Linked DNA regions of Mus musculus: region 2 is linked to region 1. A link is a loop called in an ENCODE intact Hi-C map of the cell type or tissue named here. Cell type or tissue: left cerebral cortex. All regions are shown on one strand. Links, peaks and the distances in the headings refer to the core of each region. The heading gives the core; the rest is flanking DNA.

Region 1 (7,500 bases), core at 1,380-6,379:
GCAGCTGCACATCGTGCTCATCGACTTTGGGCTGAGCTTTGTCTCAGGACTGCCGGAAGATAAAGGCGTCGACCTCTATGTCCTGGAGAAGGCCTTCCTCAGCACGCACCCCCACACCGAGACCGTGTTTGAAGCCTTTCTGAAGAGTTACGGGGCCTCGACCCAGAAGTCCAGTCCAGTGCTGAAGAAGTTAGATGAGGTGCGCCTGAGAGGGCGAAAGCGGTCCATGGTCGGGTAGTGGAGCTGTGGTGAACTGGCTCACGGTGAAGGATGATGTAGACGAGGCTGGACCCCTCAGCAAAGCATGGGTTGTTAAGTGGTCTGTGATCGTGCTGGGCCACCACCATCCATGGCTCACTGTTCTCAGGGGCTTCATGTACATGAGGTTTATTCTAGGCAGAGCTGGGTGGGTAGCCTGGGCTGGCTTCAAACTATGTAGTTGAGGATAACATTGAACTTCTGGTGTTCCTGTATCCGTTGGAGTATCGATGTGTGCTGTCACATCTGGTTTCTTTGGTGCCTTGGGCTTGCTAGTCAAGCACTCTACCAACTGAGCTGCATCCCAGCCCTAGACCTGGCTGTTCCAGATCACCAAGCTTTCCCAGACAGTGGCTGTGGAGCTCATGCAGAGCAGGCAGCCTTGAGCTGAGACACCCTGGAAGGACAAGGCAGGGACTCAGTTTGGGATGCAGTTTTTTGTCTGCCTTTTACTCTGGTCGGGTATTTGTTATATGTATGAAGACTGTGCTCGAGGCTAGTTCAGTGGATGTAAACTCCACTTTGAGAAAGCAGAACAGGCTCCGACTGGGATGCAGTGGACTGCTCCGTGGAGCTTGTTCCAAGTGTGGATTCCTACGTGGGTGTCTGGAGTTTGATATAAAGGATGTTTTTGAGGGGCTGGAGAGGTGGCCTGGATCTAGGAGTACTTGCTCTTCCAAAGGACTCCAGTGTGGTTTCCAGCACCCAGCTGAGGGACCCAGTGCTGCCTCCGCCTGCTCAGGAGCCTGCACCTATGTGCTCATGTCCTCCCCCACTCCCCCCCCCCTCCTGAACACACGGATAACAAAAGTAGCAAGAACACATTGTTAAAATATTCTTGAGAGTTGTTAAAAGATGAAAAAAAAAGTACTTCCATTTTTTCTTTTATAGGAAAGCAGGCTCACAGTTTTTCAACAGCAAAAACAAGGGGGCGGGGAGGTTAAGGGCACTGACTACCCTTCCAGAGGTCCTGAGTTCAATTCCCAGCAACCACACAGTGGCTCACAACTATCTGTAATGGGATCCGATGCTCTCTTCCGGCTTGCAGGGTTACATGCAGATAGAGCACTCATCTGCATAAATAAATCTTTTGAAAAAGAACAGTTTTCGGAGACCTGGAACACTGAGTTTTTGCTGCTCTGTAGCCATAGGTCGTGAAGCTCATGTGGGTAGAGAAGGGAGCTGGGTTGTCTCTCAGCAGAGATGGTGAGGGAGCGTGTGATGAGGTTGATAATCTGGGTGGACTGAGTCTGAAAACTGAGTTCTAACAGGACCAGGACTGTTCCATTCACCACAGCTGCTGCCACCTGAGTGGCCTGCTGTGACAGATGGCCAGGAGAGGGTGAAGATGTCCCTTCCCAGGTGGATGTCACTAGTACAGATTAATATTGCCTGCTTTGCTCAGTGTATGCCAGGTTCTGTGCCAGGAGTTTTCATAGCCAGCAATAAAGCAGTCCTTGGGATGTCTTCACTGTGAGTGGTGGGCTGTACAAGGAGCTGGCCTAGGTCTCACGGGGAGCAAGAGATGCCCTCTCAGGACTCCAGAGCCAGCGCTCTTTCCATGAGTTTCAGTGCTTTTGTGAAATGTTCAAAACTATCTCAAGCATGTCTCAGCCTCCCGGTACTGAGTTTGCATGTGTGAGCCACCATACCCTACTGACCCGACAAGAACTGAAGCATCCAATATGACTGACTTTATAAGACACCGATTTGTATAACATTTTCAATGACTTCTAAGGGCCAGGGGAGCCGGCGTTACCATCAACATAATGGAGAAGGCCTACCCTCAGTTTCCTCACGTACAGAAAGGACAGTTAGTTGCCTGAGGAGATGACTGTCTGATACACACATACATTAGATCCCTAGTGTTCACAGTGCTGGCCCTGACACTCAAGAGGAGCAGGGAACCGTGCTTTGCCTGTAGGACAGAATGCATGACCGTCTTGTGTCGAGGGAAGGTGTAAAGCAAACCCGAGGTTCTGGAGCCTAGGGAGGGATTCTAGGGCCGCATGGTCATGCGAAGTTGGTGAAAAGTCCTGGGGGACAAGGCCAGTTCCACAATGCAGAAAATGGGTGAGGAGGCTGGGGAAGGCCAGTTCATGCAGGGTCCCCTATCAAGATGGTTTCCTTTGTAAGCCTCCTAGGATTTTCAGCGGTAAAAGTTTTATCCTTTTGTGGGTGCGTTGGTTGCTGGCATACAAAGAGCTGTGGGGAAGAGAGGAAGCGAGACACTTGATATCCACGGGCTGCTACTACATCCACCCTTTGGTGACAGTGGCTGGGGAGGAAGCAGCAGTGGGCATGCAGTGAAGTCCCTGGTCTGGGTGGACTTGGTGAGGTGTGGCCTATTGGTAGCAGTAGCACTGAGGGCACATCTTTGCAGGTACGAGAGAGATGATGAGCCTAGTAACGCCCCCCAGCAGGAGTGTTACCCATCTGCACCCAGTCCTTGCCTGTGATGGGAAGGGAGCTTGCCAGGGATGGAGTCTCACAAAGGGCACAGGGGACCTTTGCAGCTCCAGGTCCTCAGTCTATGTGAGAGCAAGAAGTGTTTTGCTAGGATGAGACAATAGCTCTGGCAACTTGGTGCAAAGCCCAGTCCATTAGGGAAATATGTCCTAGGGCCACTGGAAATGGTGGCTGGGACTCATACCCCAGGTTTGACACTACCAGCCCAGTTGAGAATCACTAAGATCTTTGCACATATGAAAGCATGTTACAGGAGGTAGCAGGTGCAGAGAAATGGAGCAGGGCTTAAAGTCTGAGTCTGGATAGGGCTAGGGAAGTAAAACACAACACGGATACATGCCCAGCCCTGAGAGGACCCTGGCCACTCTCTCCTCTACTGTAACTACATTTGCAAGCAGTCCGTGGGGCCATGAGTAGTGAATGGTGTGTGCCTCAAAGGTATGCTGGTAAGTACAAGATGAGCAGGCCATGTCCACAGAACACTACTGTACAGGACAGGGAAGCCCTCCCCCCTTGTGAAGGTGGGGGTGGGGTGTGAGATGTGACATCAAAAGTAAGAGCTGATTCTGCTACTGAGCTTTACAAAAAGAGGCAGCTAAGAGCTGATGTGAGCCATGCTTTGCCAATTTGATTTTTAAGAGAATATATATACATATACACATGTATATTAGGGTTTTACTGCTGTAAAGAGACATCATGACCAAGGCAGCTCTCATAAGAACAACATTTAATTGGGGCTGGCTTACAGGTTCAGAGGTTCAGTCCATTATCATCAATGTGTGAACATGGCAGCATCCAGGCAGGCATGGTGCAGGAGGAGCTGAGAGTTCTACATCTTCATCTGAAGGCTGCTAGCAGAATACTGATTTCCAGGCAGCTAGGATGAGGGTCTTAAAGCCCACTCCCATAGTGACACACCTACTCCAGCAAGGCCACACCTTCTAAAAGTACTACTCTATGGGCCGAGCATATACAAGCCATCACATACATACATACATACGTGTGTGTGTGTGTGTGTGTGTGTGTGTGTGTGTGTGTGTGTGTGTGTGTGTGTGTGTGTGTGTTTTAGCAGACTTGGAACTTGTTATTAAGGAGATCAGGCTGTCCTCAAACACAGATTAACCTGCCTCTGTCTCCCATGTGCTGGTCTGAGTTCAAGGCATGCATCACCATGCCTGGCTCCCAATTTTATTTTTAAAGGTTAAATTATCTGTCCTAGCTAGTGAGGGTTTCAGCACTTGATTGACCCTGCACTCAGGCCAGCACCTCACTGCCTTCCCAGTCACAGTGTTGCTGTCCCCCCAGCCCTGATGGAGCAGCCCCTCACCAGCAGCTAAAGTCTGATTCAAGGCATCTGACACCAAGGCAGTGTCTGCCTTGTGCCACCAGAGGTCGCCTGTCACCGTCACTCTGGGACAGGTAGAGGTGGAGAAAAGCTTTCCTGTCCCTCTCTCCCCTCCTCCCTCCCTCCCTCATTTCCTTCTCTCCTGCCCAGCTTGCCATTCTCTCCCCTTCTTGAGCCTGCTCCTCAGCTCACAGCGAGTGGACGCCACTTCTGGCTTCCACCCTGGCAGACACTTCAGTGACCACTCAGTACCACACGTGAGGCAGATTGCTCTTTCTGCCCCAACCTCTCACCCATCCTCTTCGCTTGGCCCTCCCGTAGGTGTTGGGTGAGCACTTTGGCTGGACCACGGGGCATTCCCAGCAATGGGGAAATCCCATTGTCTGTCCTGGGGCCCTGACTAGTGCTGAACACTAGGACTTCCTCCTGGGGCTTCCTGCTGCCTGGCTCTGCATTCCTCCAGACTCAGCAGGCAGAGGGACACACTTTGGAAAAAAAATTTTTTTAAATTTACATGTACCACTGCATGTAGAGCCTGTGGGAGTTGACACTCCTTCCACCATGTGCATCCTTGCTATTGAACTTGGGTTTTCAGACTTGGCAGCAGGCAGGTTAACCTGTCGGACCATCTTGCTGGACCCTTTTCAACGCCGTGCTACTCCAATGTGTGGAAGTTCGCTGGCTTTTTATCCATGTCTCTCTGCTTGTAGCTGCGGGCCTGGAGCCCCTCCTGTACCTCTGTCCTCATCTGGAAAGAGGGCAGGCTGGGTGCCCCCTGTGGTGCTGCTGTAAGCAGTCTTGGCTCAGGTCCCAGGAGGCAGACCCTGAGTCAAGCTGTACAGGAGGTAATGGGAGAGAGAGGCTTGCAGAGGCAAGAGATGAGCCAGGAGATGGGCCAGCAACCCTCAGCCAGCCCCAAAGCTATGCAGCCAGATGGCTGTCAGAAATGTCCCATGATGGGACAGGGTGGCCAGGCCTTTGGTATCCCACATCACAGAGTCTCCAGTGGGCCTCCCTGAGGTGGAGCAGGGGCATGGGCAAGGAGACCCATGCCCCCATGCTTGACAGCCAGAAGCTGCTGTCCCTCCCTGAAACTCCAGTCCTTCCTTGAAGGGGAGCTGAGTCACAGAGCACTACAGACACAGATGTCACCATTCAGGTGGGACATGGCCACAAGGCTAGGCACACCACAGTGAGCAAGCACTGTCATGAAGCCATTCAAGTGGTATTGTTTATGGAGACTGAAGACAGGCTGTGGCAGCCCACTGTAGACTGAGTAACGAGGCTAGTTCCTGCTTCCCTCGTTGCCAGAGAATCTGCATTTCTAACTGAGGAAAAGCAAGGGATGCCAAGAGGAAAGCTAGAAGTGCATGCTGGGAAGGCAGGAGACAGCTTTCGATATGTTCCAGATGACAGAGTTGAGTCAGCTTTCCTCTTGACAACCTACAGAGTCAACCCCATTGCTACTGCACAACACACCATGTGTCTAGGAATTCATTAGGAGAGGTTCAGGCTAGTTTTTTTTTAACTTTCTTTTTTATTTTCTTATATTCAGAATCTAGATTTTATTTATTTTATGTATATGAGTACACTGAGACGCCAGAAGAGGACATCGGATTCCATTACAGATGGCTGTGAGCCATCATGTGGTTGCTGGGAATTGAACTCAGGACCTCTGGAAGAGCAGTCGGTGCTCTTAACCACTGAGCCATCTCTCCAACCAGGCTAGTTCTTGATAGAGGAGTTCTATGTGAAGCACCAGGGCAAAGATGCCTTCTTTGGGAGATTTGTCCCTGATAGGAGAGTGGAATGAGAACTTTCTCCCTGTCCAAACCCCCAACACACACCCCTTAACAATTTCTACTTTTATTATTTATTTTGGAGGGTCAGGGTGTGAGACAAGGTGTTACCATGTAGCTCTGGCTGTCTTGGAACTCATTGTTAGCAGACACTGGCCTTGAACCCATAGAGATCTGCCTGCCTCTGCCTCCTCAATGCTGGAATCAAAAGTATGTGTCACCAAGCCTGGCAACAGTTCCTGCTTTTTAAACGTGGTGATGTCTGGCAGCTCAGCAGCCTTCTTGAGGCCACGAGGCCACAGCAAAGGTAAGGAGTCAAGAAGAGAGAGGAAAATGATGGTGTGCCGAGGCAGGTGGGGAAGGAACTTGTCCTCTGCCATTTGGCTTTATCCCAGCCCTGTTCCCTGTCTCACAGCACATGCAAGTAGGCCTCTGCTTACTACTCACTGAAAGGGCCACTGTGGCTACCTGAAGTCCAAAGAATATGAGCCCGAGAAGATAACTTACAGGCCTGAGGGGCCACCTTGTCTCCAGCACCTGCTGCCTTGCTTGGTCATGTAGGGATTTTGGGAAACATGGACTTGCCCACTTAGCTCAAGGTAGGGGCAGTGAAAGACCATTCCAGACCCATCTTGCGCTCAGATCGATCCCACTCAAGGCCTAGCCAATCTCCAGCTGCCTCTGTGCACTTGGAGAGTCCAGGTTTCCTTGGGCCTCAGTTTCCCCACCTGTAAGGTGAAGCATTTGGTGTGGGTCAGACATTGCTGCACCTTCTGGCTGGGCCCACACTGTCTTCAGCTGCCCATGTTGAACAGTTGGGTGGTTGCAGAAATCCAGGGAGCTGACTTCTATGGAAAGAGCATCTGGAGAGAGCCTCATGGGTCTGTTCTCCCCCCCCACACACACACACACACTTTTGAGGGGACTCTGTGCTCCCCTCACCCAGCTCCACCCCTCCTCACCATCCTTCACTCAGGCTGCTTCTGGGCCCAACATTCCTGCCATACGGACCTCACAGAATGTAAGACAGGGGGGAACCTCCCCTCTTCATCTGCACGTTACTCCCCCCAGAGCCTTTGCGAGTCCCAGAGAAGACAGTCTGCAAGCCTTCCTCATGTCTCCAGGCACCCTAACTTATCATGTCTCAAATCACATCCATACTTTTTCTTTGTCTCCACACTTACTCAGCATGGCAGTCCATGCTGTTGGCAGGGGCCATGTACTAGATAAGAATGGAGAAATTCAGTTGAGCGCACATAAGGAAGCAAACAGGCATGCGTTCCTTCCTCTCCGCCCTTGACTGTGGGTGTGATGTGACCAGCTGCCTCGAGCTCCTCCCACTGTGAATTCCCTAAAATAATAGACTAAAGCCTGGAATTGTAGCTATAGTGAGCCCTCTCCCCAAAGCTGCTGTTTTGCCAGCAAGAGAAGTGAAACAGGACAGGGCTCCTGTGGCTCTGTCTTCAGCCCAGAGCACAGACCAGCAGCAAAGTCCTGGCAGCTTAGGAAGGACAGTGACTTGGCTGCCCCTGAAAGGATGGGCAGGCTCTGGTTTCTGCACTTGGTGATGATCGGCCATAGACCATGCCTGCCCTTTCTATGTTACTCTGCTGCTGCCAAAACTGTGGG
Region 2 (7,500 bases), core at 896-5,895, 96 kb after region 1:
ACCCAGCTGACCTTCCCACAACGTCCCAGAAAGGAAAGGCTCTGTCGCCTCCTTCTCCATGCTGTCTTAAATGCCCTTCAGCTCAGACTTCTGTTCCCTCTGTCCGCTGGTGGCTTGCTCTGCCTCTTGACCTAGAGTTGACTTTATATAGCTCTGGCATTAAAGGTGCATGCCAGGGCTGAGCCACGCCCCTACTTGTTTACAGTAAACAGAGCGCTCTAGGATAAAAGGCTGAGCCACTACTAGAAACAGATGTTTACAGTTCATAATCTCCAGGTTCACAATGCGATCAAATACCCTGCAACAAAATAATAACGATAATACTAAAACTTCTGGGACGCCATCAAGCTATACCCCATTCGGTAAAACAGAGTCACGTGTTCTTAAGACTGCAGGAAGGGGTTGGCTCCGTGGAGAGGGCGGGGCGAGGAAAGCAGAGAAGGAAACATAAGGAGCCTTACCCCCAAAGCCTGTGTAACTGTTGAAGCTCACGTTCATTTTCAGAACATCAGTACCACAAACACACAGGCGATGAACCACGTCCCTGTGACTGTGGCTCCGCTGGATTCTTTGGCATCCGTGGTACAGAATGCTCACCCTCCCCCCCAGAGACTCATATTTGAATACTTGGTCCCAAGTTGGTAGAACTGTTTGGGAAGGATTAGGGGGTGTGGCCTTGATGGAGGAGATGTGTTGCTGGGAGTGGCCTTTGAGATATCAAAGCCTTGCAGCATTTCCAGGTAGCTTTTTGCCTTCAGGTTGTGTCTTGAGATGTGAGTTCTCAGCTACTCTTCCAACACCATTCCTGCTTGCTGCCACGCTCTTCCTCATGACGGCCATGGACCCTGCACTGGCTGGGTTTGTGTGTCAACTTGACAGAAGCTGGAGTTATCATAGAGAAAGGAGCTTCCGTTGAGGAAATGCCTCCGTGAGATCCAGCTGTAAGGCATTTTCTCAGTTAGTGATCAAGGGTGGGTGGGTCCATTGGGGGTGGTGCTATCCCTGGGCTGGTGGTCCTGGGTTCTGTAAGAAAGCAAGGTGAGCAAGCCAGGGGAAGCAAGCCAGTAAAGAACATCCCTCCATGGCCTCTGCATCAGCTCCTGCTTCCTGACCTGCTTGAGTTCCAATCCTGACTTCCTTTGATGATGAACAGCAGTGTGGAAGTATAAGCTGAATAAACCCTTTCCTCCCCAACTTGCTTCTTGGTCATGATGTTTGTGCAGGAATAGAAGCCCTGACTAAGATAGACCCTAACCCTTTAGAACTTTAAGTTCCAAATGTACTCTTTCTTCTATAAATTGCTTTGTCTGTGGTATTTTTCTTTCTTTTATCTTTGCTTATTTCATCTTGTAGTATTTGATTTGGAACAGGGTCTCATGTAGCCCAGGCTACCCTCGAACTCACCATACAGGCAAGGATAACCTTGAACATCTTGGTTCTCCCGACTCCACCCAAATGCTCGGATTCCAGCTCAGCTCAGAACACACAGCAGAAAAGCAGAAGAGCCACACAGCCATCCCCAGACGCACAGCAGCAAAGGGAGAGAACCAGAGGGCTAGCTCTGAATGCACAGCAACAAAGGGGAGAGCCAGCCTCAATCAAGGGGAAGACCGGCACCAGAGGCTGTCCTCTGACCTCCACATGTATGCTGTGCCCTGCACATTCCCAGAGACACGCACAGGATCATTGTCTGCACACACACAAGCATATATAAATTGTGCACACAATGGGGTGGGGGGAAGAGAAGGAAAGAGGGAAGGGTTCATATATTTTCCTTTCCAGGTATAGAATAAGATTATTATATTTAATGTAATTTCTCAGAATTAAATACATCCAGTAGTATTGAAAACAAAAAGGAGAATAATTCCTGACTAGACAAACAGACTATGGTTGCCAGTCTGTGAGTGCCACAGGGCAGCTAAGATGGGAAAGAGGACAACAGAGGCCATCTTTCACCTGGTCACTAACCCATCCATGGTGGCCTAACCACAAGAACCCTCAAAACCATCTCGTGACACCATTACCTGAGGAGCTAGGATGTCAGCACCTGAATTGGGGCAAACAGACCAGCCACCTCAGGGACCACAGAATCTAAACAGCTCTGTGGGAAGCAGGGGGCACACTTTGAGGCAACCTGAGCTCTAGTCCCAACTCCCACACAGTGGAAAAATTGAACCAACTTCCCTGACTTTGTCCTCTGACTTCTCTATGTTTACCATGGCATACACACACACACACACACACACACACACACACACACACACGGTAAGTAAAAGCATTACACACCTAGTCTCAAGCAGCTGTGGCTGCCTACACAAAAGAAACCAATCAGCATGCTGGCATGGACTGGGGAGGGGCACATGCGGCCTCACTCTCCTAGCTGAGATGCTATTGGCAGTCAGTGGCTACTGGGGTGGGGGTGATAATTTTTCTTCAGGGGTGTGGCTCCTGTAGGCTTGCCCACGTTCTAGTAGATGGTACCACATGCACTTACTGGCAGTGCGGACTGGATTTGTACATACTTCGTATATATCCATGAAATCCCCAAAGAGTAAATTAAAATATTATAATAACCAAGTAAATAAATGTAACAGAACAGGCCTCCTGAGTACTGATCTTGCCTTCATCCTAGTGTGAAGCCTCAGACAGCTAGCTCCCATCTTAGCAAGCCCATACTGACTCACGGGGATCTTTATTTGCCAGCAGAAAGCATCTCAGCAGCCCTCAGGGCGAGCTGTATGAGTCAGGAAGATCTAGAGCCAGCAGAGCCCTGGAGATGCCTGTAGATGGGATCACGGGCAGTCTTTACAGCACCCATGCCAGACTGAAATAACCTCCATTCTACTTGGGGTTCAAGTTCAGGTTCATGGCATGGTTTGAGTCATGTGCCTGCCTGCACCTTGGCTAGGGTAATAAGGTGCCCCCATCATTCTGTGGGTGGCCTTGACAGAATTACAGGTTGGGTAAAGCTCTGTCTGGTGGGTTCTTCTCATACAGTGGAAATCAGCAGGTCCTCTGGTGCTGTGCAGTGCAGTGCATAGCTTGTGAAACCCTATACAGCATTCTTGAGTAAAGGTTAGGGTAGTCCCCCAGTGGAAAAGTGTTATCAGAAAAAAAGGAGCCGGTTTTATGAGGCTACGAAAAAACCACGAGTCCCTTCAAATTGCTTGATCCACATTAACAACATCTGGATATACTGTCTGAAGTATCAGAGAGAACTGGAGCCGGCTTCAGTGCTTTCAATCAGCAGGCCTTCTTGACTGTGCAGCCGAGCTAATGAAGTTGATGGCGAGCCTCCGAGGGAAGTTGGCTGGGGAGTCTTCTGTCATCTAGTGGTTACTGTGGGGAAATGCAGATCCGAGCATCTGCCTGCCTGCCTGCCTGCTGTCTTCCTGTCCCAACATCCTACTGGCCTCCTTTTCCTCTCTTCTCCTCCTCTCTTTCCTCTTTTATTTCACCAATCTAAACATTTCACTTTGTTATTCTTCCCATTGTGAGTGTATACAATGTATATGTGTAGGTGAAGTGCCCAGATGTTGGCCACAGCAGCCCTGTGGCCATCAGAGGATGCCTTTGTGGAAGCAATTCTCTTCTTCCATTGTGAGTCCTGAGAATAGAACTCAGGTTCTCAGGCTTGAGCCACAAGTGCTTTTGCTTTCTGAGCCATCTTTCTGGCGCAAGCCTAAGCTGGGTTTTTGTTTTTGTTTTTGTTTTTTGAGAAACCTCACTGGTTTAAAAACTCACCAGGATCCATACGGGAATGGGGACTAAAAAGAGGGGGAGAAGGGAGAGGACACAAGTGTGTTTTTCATAAAACACTTACAGACAAGGGGGATTTGAGTCTGCCAGGAAGTCTTTGAAGTGTTCGGTGTGTCCCAGAACCATCCCCTGGGGCTTGGAGGTGCAGCTGTGGCACCTTGTCCATCACTGAGATCGGTTCCCAGCACTTGGGAGGCAGAGACAGGCAATCCTAAATTCAAAGTGAGCCTCGGCTAAATACAGAAACGCCATCTCAAAATCAAAGCAAAACATTTTGAGACTGTTGCTGATGTGTATCTTCGCACAGAAGTTCAACTATTTCTTTCATAGTCTCCTGAGCTGTTAGGATAAAGGGCACGAGCTTCAACTCACGTGCAGCAAGTGTGCTACAAACTCTGCAAGAGAGACAGCCGACTCGGCCAGACGAGGAACGTTTTTCCAATTCCATGACCAAGCTTGTCTGCCAAAGTGTATGTGATTTTAAAATATTAATTACTTCTTTTCTAGGATCCTTAGTGTTATTGGCCATTTTATATGTGTGTGTGTACACATATATAACATATCCATATGTGTATATAAATATATATATGTGTGTTTGTGTGTGTGTGTGTGTGTATACATATATATATCCACATACATTTATATGGTGTCTTAGGGTTTTATTGCTGTGAAGAGACACCAGGACCAAGGCAACTCTTACAAAGGCAAACATTTAATTGGGACTGGCTTACAATTTACAGGGATTCAGTTCATTATCACCATGGCAGGAAGCACGGCAGCAGGCAGGCAGGCAGACGTGGTGCTGGAGAAGGAGCTGCGAGTTCTACACCTTGATCCACAGGCAGCAGAGGGAGGTTGTGTTCACACTGAGTGTAGCTTGAGCATAGAAGACCTCAAAGCCCGCCTCCACAATGACATACTTCCTTCGACAAGGTCACACCTACTCCAACAAGGCCACACCTCCTTGTCGTGCCACTTCCTATGGGCCGAACATTCATAGACATGAGTCTATGTGGGCCATGCCTATTCAAACCATCCCATATGGCTAATTTCTAATTCATTTTCAAATCTTCTATATTAATTTTCTTGTTCCTTACTTGACTTAAAAAAATACTAAATTGAAGTTATTTCTAGAAGCACTATTAATAATTGAGCCCACTCTTTCACTTATTATATCTAGAAGCCAACTGCATTCCCTTCCCCCATACATTTGCTTTTAAAATCTATCTTTCCCCAAAGTCATTTCAGTTTTCTTTTGACTTGGCATGGGTTCGGGTACATACCCCTGAGAATGGCCCGGCACACACATGGAGCTTGCAGATCTGGGTCCTCTCTCTCGACCATGTGGACCCCTGAGACCCACAGCAGGTCATCTGGTTTGTTGGCAATGCCTTTATTTACTGAAACATCTTGCAGACCCACCATGTATTTATTGCTCCATAACAAACTACCCCCAAAATCTGGTGGCTTAAAATGATGCAACTGGTTATTTCCTCCGTGCTATGAGGCTACTGGTACGGACTTTGTGGCTCTGTGTGTGCTTACAGGTATGCACTTTGTGGCTCTGCTTTATGTGAGTCTATATGCAACTGAGGCCACCCAAGAATGTAACTGCATGCAATGTTCAGGGTGGCTCACTCCCTGCATCTGAAGTCTTGACAAGGATCCCTGGAAGGGGAGGCATGGCTGGGTTTCTGGGAAATATTTGCCTTTTCTCCACATTGCCTCTCTGCTTCTTTTGGTTTCCACTTGATCTCTGGTAACTAGTTAACTAAAGTCATACACAAACTCTAGGAACACCGCAAACAAACCGGACTGCCAGGATATCAGGTTTGCTTTTTGAAGCCTGCAGTGTCCCTTCTTATGACCCCTTTATTTAAATTACATCATGGCCACGTTTGATGTGGGAGACAGTATACAAGCATTGAATCCCTGGAAGTCTGGCTCACTGAGAGCTATCTCTCAGCCTCTGCATCTCGAAGTTCCTTTTGGTATTTAAACATAACAGATAACTGTGTCAGAAACTGTCTGGCCTTCCAGTGACTAAGATATTCCATAGCTTTCCTCTTTTAAAATATATACACGGGGGCTGGTGAGATGGCTCAGTGGTTAAGAGTGCCGACCGCTCTTCCAAAGGTCCTGAGTTCAAATCCCAGCAACCACATGGTGGCTCACAACCATCCGTAACGAAATCTGATGCCGTTTTCAGGAGTGTCTGAAGACAGCTATAGTGTACAGTGTATAAATAAATAAATAAATATTTTAAAAAAATAAATAAAACAAAATATATACACGTATTCAATTTGTCCTCATGGATGAAGAGCAGTTTCTATATTACTTGGATTAAATATAATTGGTCATGTTAAAATATATTGTTAAGATGGCGCAGTGATTTATAGCAGAGGAGCAGAGTTCAATTCCCAGCACCTACATGATACCATCTTCTGGCCTTCTTAGACACGGGGTACCAAGCACAGCACGCAAGTAGTGGACAGACATACATGCAGGCAGGCAATATATCAATACATATAAAATAAAATAAAATAAAAATTGAAAATATTATACTGTTAAAATATTTTGCCATTACTTATTGTGACTTCTCCTTCTGTAAAATTGGCAGGAGAGTATGCACCTGTCAGTAAAGTCAGTAATAAACAGGATGGCGATTATTTTCTTTTAAGATATTTAGAGATGGTTTGATTCTTTGTTAGGGGGTCTCTTCTGTAATTTTGGGAAGGTCGTCGATACATTTTTATTCTGCTTACAACTGTTTGGTTATTATTTTTTTCTTAATACACTGTTGGAATTTCTTTACAGAGCTCTAATTTTTTATTCTCACACTTCTTCTTGTACTCATGGTTTTTACTCGTAAATTACTGTGATTAAAGCCCTAGCGCCTCAGAGGCTATCGGCTGGGTGGGGGCCGCAACTCCCTGTGGGAAATGTAGTCCTGGAAAGACTACAGCACCCTTTGGAGAACCGTGGGAATGGCCGCTCCGAGACTCTGCGCATGCGCGGTCTCCTAGGCTCTATGGATGCGTTTCCGTTTCGTGGGGCTCTTCCAGGCGAGGCTCGAGGGGCCTCTGTGCGCCACAATTGCCTGGGGCCTTCTGGGAGCTACAAAAGAAGCGAGGTTTCCCCTGAGCCAGAGGAATTCCGGGTGGCGACTCCGGGGCAGGATCAGAAGAACCAGCGCCTTCCTGGGGCCCGCGGAGGCTTGCGCGTGTCCAGGGGCCGGGCGAGGCTAGCGGGCGCCCCCGGGGCTGCAGGCCTCCGGGCGGGCAGCCTGGGAAGGAGAGAGGTGTGTGCGTGCAAAAAGCGGATCCCAGCAGTCCTGCGGATGCCCTTGGCCCGGTAAAGCTTCGGGGGGCTGCTTAAGGGTTGAGCTGCGATTGAGGGAATGAGCAGGTCTGATTTCATTGGCGGGTCTTTCGTTTGGGAGGGAAGGGATGCCAGCCATGGCTGAGAAAAAGGCCTCTGCATCACTTCGAACAAATGCGTGTCGTTCATTAGAGTCCCCATTCTGTTTCGCCAGAGTTGCTCAAACCCCGTCCATCACCATCCTGGAGTTTACTGGTTTCCTTTATATAGAAGAATGACCCAAGAGTATCTACAGGAAAGGGTTTTTATGAGAGTCGAACTTCTTCTCAAGTGAGGAAGGCAGCTATTTTGACCATTTAGGTAGTTTGCTAGTGCCAGAACCAAGAATTGAAATCTGGTGTGTTGATTCGAAGGCCAGGG

What was found. Hi-C counts contacts between places; a loop is a spot of excess contacts. Peaks named below come from ENCODE experiments on the same cell type or tissue, not always from the same donor. Only the 100,000 strongest peaks of a DNase experiment are listed, where the experiment ranks them.
Region 2: a loop joins it to region 1, with 9 times the contacts of the local background. A loop is called at or near these places in 23 of 42 quality-filtered maps.

Annotation. Positions count from the first base shown.
Region 1 is chr2:165,483,971-165,491,470 of GRCm38, reverse strand. It overlaps Trp53rka (transformation related protein 53 regulating kinase A), which reads left to right. Exons shown (of 2, transcript NM_001007581.1): 2 at 1-1,359. The coding sequence ends at 238. Among named protein-coding and RNA genes, the nearest start is that of Trp53rka, 5.6 kb to the left of the region's middle. In left cerebral cortex, for the core only: a CTCF peak has its summit at 4,104 (motif pointing right); DNase peaks (open chromatin) are centred at 4,115, 4,769 and 5,435; H3K27ac peaks cover 349 bases.
Region 2 is chr2:165,387,574-165,395,073 of GRCm38, reverse strand. It overlaps Zfp334 (zinc finger protein 334), which reads left to right and starts at 6,815. Exons shown (of 5, transcript NM_178411.3): 1 at 6,815-7,113. In left cerebral cortex, for the core only: a CTCF peak has its summit at 3,330; DNase peaks (open chromatin) are centred at 2,698 and 3,311; H3K27ac peaks cover 574 bases.